Regions from separate parts of the Mus musculus genome. Here region 2 is linked to region 1. A link is a loop called in an ENCODE intact Hi-C map of the cell type or tissue named here. Cell type or tissue: left cerebral cortex. All regions are shown on one strand.

What was found. Peaks named below come from ENCODE experiments on the same cell type or tissue, not always from the same donor. Only the 100,000 strongest peaks of a DNase experiment are listed, where the experiment ranks them.
Region 2: a loop joins it to region 1, with 2.9 times the contacts of the local background. A loop is called at or near these places in 24 of 42 quality-filtered maps.

What each region holds. Positions count from the first base shown.
Region 1 is chr7:101,917,137-101,919,636 of GRCm38, forward strand. The region is part of intron 2 of Lrrc51 (leucine rich repeat containing 51); the gene reads right to left. Among named protein-coding and RNA genes, the nearest start is that of Lrrc51, 2.8 kb to the right of the region's middle. In left cerebral cortex, a CTCF peak has its summit at 1,129 (motif pointing right); a DNase peak (open chromatin) is centred at 1,118.
Region 2 is chr7:102,084,280-102,086,779 of GRCm38, forward strand. It overlaps Xntrpc (Xndc1-transient receptor potential cation channel, subfamily C, member 2 readthrough), which reads left to right. Exons shown (of 22, transcript NR_104582.1): 11 at 1-301; 12 at 2,119-2,331. Trpc2 (transient receptor potential cation channel, subfamily C, member 2) reads left to right here. Exons shown (of 13, transcript NM_001109897.2): 2 at 1-301; 3 at 2,119-2,331. Among named protein-coding and RNA genes, the nearest start is that of Trpc2, 2.4 kb to the left of the region's middle. In left cerebral cortex, no CTCF peak of the experiment used is centred here; a DNase peak (open chromatin) is centred at 1,437.

The sequences.
Region 1 (2,500 bases):
GAAGGCTATATTAGAGTGGTACCTAGCTTTTTGTTCAGGCCTTGTAGCTGATGAGGAATTTTGGGAGAATTGGGTTGGAAAAGTGATGAGTTCAGGCTTGGGTTTGGTGTGTTCGATGTTCCTGTTGTATGAAAAGGCAAGAGATGCCAGGTAGGCAGGTAGGCAGGAATGAAGGCCTAAAGCTGAGAAGACAGCCTTGCAAATGATGAGTACAGAGTATATATTGTTAGGCAGACAAGCAGTCCCTCAGAGAGGAAGGGGAAGCCATTTAAAAAGTTAGTGAATAAACCGGGCGTGGTGGAGCACGCCTTTAATCCCAGCACTCAGGAGGCAGAGGCAAGTGGATTTCTGAGTTCAAGGCCAGCCTGGTCTACAAAGTGAGTTCCAGGACAGCCAAGGCTACACAGAGAAACCCTGTCTCGAAAAACAAAAAAAAAGTTAGTGAATAATCTGAAGAGCAGGAAGATACAAGATAGAATGGTTTTATTTATTTTTAATTAAAATGTTATATATATGGTGTTTTGCCTGCATATATGTTTGCCATGCCTAGTAAGGCTAGAAGAGGTCATCGGATCCCTGAGAACTAGAGTTCCGGGTGGTTGTCAGCCACGGGGTGCTGAAGATCTAAACTAGGTTCTTTGGAAGAGCAGCCCTTACTTAGCTTACTTAGCTGGTGCTAAGCCATCTCTCAAACTCCAGAGAGAATAGGTTAAAGGTGTTTGGAGTGTATGCAGTAGATGGAGAGTAAGGTCTAGGAAAGACAAGGACTTAACACTCATTCTGGCAGCTCAGAAGTAGCTGGTAGCTGTGTAAAGGCTTGAGAACAGAAGCCGGATGCTGGAAAGTGAATGTGCAGAGAAAGCACACCTCTCCCCTGCTATGCTCTTCAAATGAGGTTCATAATGAGGGTGGGTGGGCTCTGCCCAAGCTGGCATTTGTGGGAGACCCAGAACCAGACTACAGTTTAACTCAAGCGGTTCCATTTTCTCTACTGCCTCTAAGCCTTTAGCAAAGTCTGGGGACTTGTAGGGACAGAGCACTTTTGCAAAATCTAGCCAGCTTCCACATACACTTCCATCCATTTTTCTCAGCTGCAGGTCAGACAGCATCCACCAGGTGGCTCACTGCCTTAGTCTTGGAATGAACAGGACACAAGGTTGAGGCCTGAATAGGGTGGTGTATGCTGCCCATGAGTAGGGTCCAGATCATGTCTGCTGCTCACACCTTCCAAACACTTTCAAATGATTTGACTTAGATGAATAAAAATGTCAGAATAACTCCACATGTTCTGCAGGGTATCAGCTTCCTAGTTCAGAGTAGGTCTGGCTGGACCACAAATATCAACAGTAAACAGAACTAGAATTGGGAGAGGGGTACTGACTGCAGGGATCCTCTTGCTAATTTCTCAAGTGTTGCCATGTAACTTTTTCCACATGCCCAAACGTCACTTTGAAGAACTTTTAGTGTCATTTATCTGTTTCCATGATGGAAATGATTGGCAGGTGTATATGGGAAACCCTCTTAGTACTTAGTTTGTGAATGGATTAGCAAGTACCGGTTGTGCAAGGGGTAAGCCTATGTTTGGTAACATGCCCAAAGCTGCTGCTTAACCAGGTTAAGCAAATTAGATGTCCCAAGGACCCCCTCAACTCTGTCCTTTCTTTACCTTCTAAGTGTTGTTGAAGCTCCGGGGAATTGAAAGGGCTTGCTTTTTTTTTTTTTATTAGATTTATTTATTTACTTATTACATGTAAGTACACTGTAGCTGACTTCAGACACACCAGAAGAGGGTGGCAGATCTCATTATGGGTGGTTGTGAGCCACCATGTGGTTGCTGGGATTTGTACTCAGGACCTTCGGAAGAGCAGTCGGCGCTCTTAACCACTGAGTCATCTCACCAGCCCAAGGGCTTGCTTTTGTTATGTCTGTCCCCCTACCCCCATTTAGCAAGGAGTACAATTGCCTGGTGTGTGTGTTTGCACATATATGTATATAACTGTGTAATATCAGGAGCTCAGTAAGTTCTGAACCACTAGTTGAGTGTGTGACATCTGCAGGTTCTATTTTGTGATGTACAGGTACCTTGGGAAGAGCTGTCTAGTGTCTTCCTCCTCTGGAGGAGTCCACAAAGAGCAGAGTCAGACCTTCCCATTGAAAGTTGAAAATTTCTGTGCTATAGTAGGAGTGGTTACACAAAGCTATAATTGCACCTAAAACCTTTATGAACCTTTTTGCACAAAGCTATAATTGCAACTAAAACCTTTATGAACTCTGTACTCCAGCAGTCAGAAGTAATGTAGAACACAATAGAGATCACAGTAGGTGAGTCTGTGCTGGGGATACAGAAGACTAAGACATTTGTCTGATTGAGTGATTTCTCAGTACTCTCCATGAACTTCTGGCTACCGCCTGGCTTTTTCTGAAGATGGGTCAACTACCATAAGAGACCCCTGGTTCCTTCTGCATTTGCTACCTTAAAAAACTGGGGTGTGTGGGAGAG
Region 2 (2,500 bases), 170 kb after region 1:
CTTTGCCCCTGGTGTCACTCCACTCACACTGGCCTGCCAGAAGGACCTGTATGAGATTGCCCAGCTGCTTATGGACCAGGGCCATACCATTGCTCGGCCCCACCCAGTTTCCTGTGCCTGCCTCGAGTGCAGCAATGCCCGCCGATACGACCTGCTGAAGTTCTCACTATCCCGAATCAACACCTACCGAGGCATTGCAAGCCGGGCTCACCTCTCGCTGGCCAGTGAGGATGCCATGCTGGCCGCTTTTCAGCTCAGCCGGGAGCTCAGGCGCCTTGCACGAAAGGAGCCTGAGTTTAAGGTTTGTTACCCCCCCCCCCCATTTCTTAACTCCATCCTGCCCTCAGTGCCCTGTGTCTGTTGTTGCACTGGGACAGGATTGGGCTTTGTGGTGGCTGTTGTAGGAAGTTTGAGAAGTGGGAAACAGCAAGCAGGGATGGAGCCTCTTGTTTTAAGAACAACGATTTTATCCAGAACAGACTTTCATTCCAGTGACAGCCACTTATGTGAGGAATAAGTGGCTTCCACCTTAGGGTACTCTAGATCCATCTAAGGGAAGAGAGAAGACTAGAAAGCAGCTTAGATGGGACATTCAGTGAGTGTTCCCCTTAGGGATGCCCAGTGTATACGTACTGTGTGTTGGGACTCTCAAGCTTGTGATCATGAAAAGGGGGACAAGACGTTCCCAGGACTTTATTCAGCGCCTCTGCGGATGGTCCTGACAGGGCTTGCAAAGCACAGAAAACAGGAAAAGAAAGAGCAACCTGCGGCTTCTGTGTTTTGGAAAAATTCTTAGGGGAAGAGGTGTCTAAGCTTGGCTGTGGAAGGGACTGGTTAGAGAAGATGAGCAGCGAAGGTGGTTGAAGTGGAGCTGAAGGCCTAGCGAGTGGTACATAATGAGGCTGGAGACAGCTCAGTTGGCAGAGCACCCGTGCATGGGCTGGACTTTCATCCCCAGCACTGTGTGGTGGGTCACACCTGCGATCCCAGCACCTGGGTCGTAGAGAGCTCAAGAGCATCTTTGGTAAGTTTTAGGCCAGCCTGGAATACATGAGACCTTACCTCAACAACCCTACCCCAAAAAAAGTATGAGGACCTGGGATGGACCAAAGATATATGGAGTACCTGGTCTAGGCCTGGCATTGCACCACTCCTGTTTGTCCATCAGTGAGCCTTTGGCATTCCCTTTGTGCCAAGCCAGACTGTCTCCATCCTCAAGACTGTCATTAGGTAGGGAACCTATGAGGGTCTCATGAAAGCCTAGGACAAGTTGGGGCCAGAGAACCAAGAGAATAGAAAGGTCCCCACCAGGAAAGAGCAGTGCTCAAAGGACTTTTCCCATCTCATAGCAGCTTGTGGAGTGGGCAGGACAGGAATTCTCATCCATACTTTACAGGCAGAGACTGAGGACTTTTTAAAAATGTTTCCTGTCTGAGGGAGAGTGCTAAGGACTGACTTAGAACCTCGCTGGAGAAAAAGCTCCAAGTAGAACAAGACAGGGTGGAAAATATGCAGCTAGGAACTCCGCACTCTTTTCTGCATCTCCTTAAACTGCTGGTACTGGTTCCATATCAGGGCGGAAAAAGTCAACAAAATGAGCACAAGTGTAAGAGGTAGGGCAGTGAGGTGGCTTGGCAGGGAGAGATGCCGCTGCCGTTGCCGTTGCCGTTGCCGTTGCTGCCGCTGCCGCTGCTGCTGCTGCTCAAGCCTGGCTACCTGAGCTCAATCCTAGGACCCAAATAAAAGTAGAAAGAGAACCAATTCAACAAAGTTGTCTGACCAGCACATGCGTGCTATGGTATGTGTACCTGCATACTTATCACATACAATAACTGTTTAAATAAAGTATAGGAAGTCGGAGTTGTAGTGGGACAGGAGTCAGCGATTAGAAGAGGAAATCCGAGGAGCAGACAAACGTGTTAGGTTTGGGCTGTAGTGTCTTAGTGATGCGGTGGGGATAACATCAGTTAAGTGAAGGTGACACAGGACCGATGAGGTAGCAGGGGAATGGAATAGACCCGGTGATGTCAGAGCTAACCCTGGCCCACGGTTCCGGGAAAGGGGAGGAGCAGGAGCAGGGGCAGGTTGGTCTGATGGCACACAACACTTTTCTTACAGCCTCAGTACATTGCCCTGGAGTCTCTCTGCCAGGACTATGGCTTCGAGTTGCTGGGCATGTGCCGAAATCAGAGTGAGGTCACCGCAGTGCTCAATGACCTGGGTGAGGATAGTGAGACTGAGCCTGAGGCTGAGGGCCTGGGTCAGGCCTTTGAGGAGGGCATCCCCAACCTGGCAAGACTGCGGTTGGCTGTCAACTACAACCAGAAACAGGTCGGTTGGGTCCTACTGCCTGCCCTCCCTTACCCTGGTCATTTGTCCTGTGTTCTCTAAGGCATGTCCAGAGTCAGCCATATCTCGGGACTTCCTCTATCCTTGGGAATTCTGAGACCTTGATTCTGACCTTCCATATGAGCCCTTAACAGCAAGAGGGGCGGTTTCC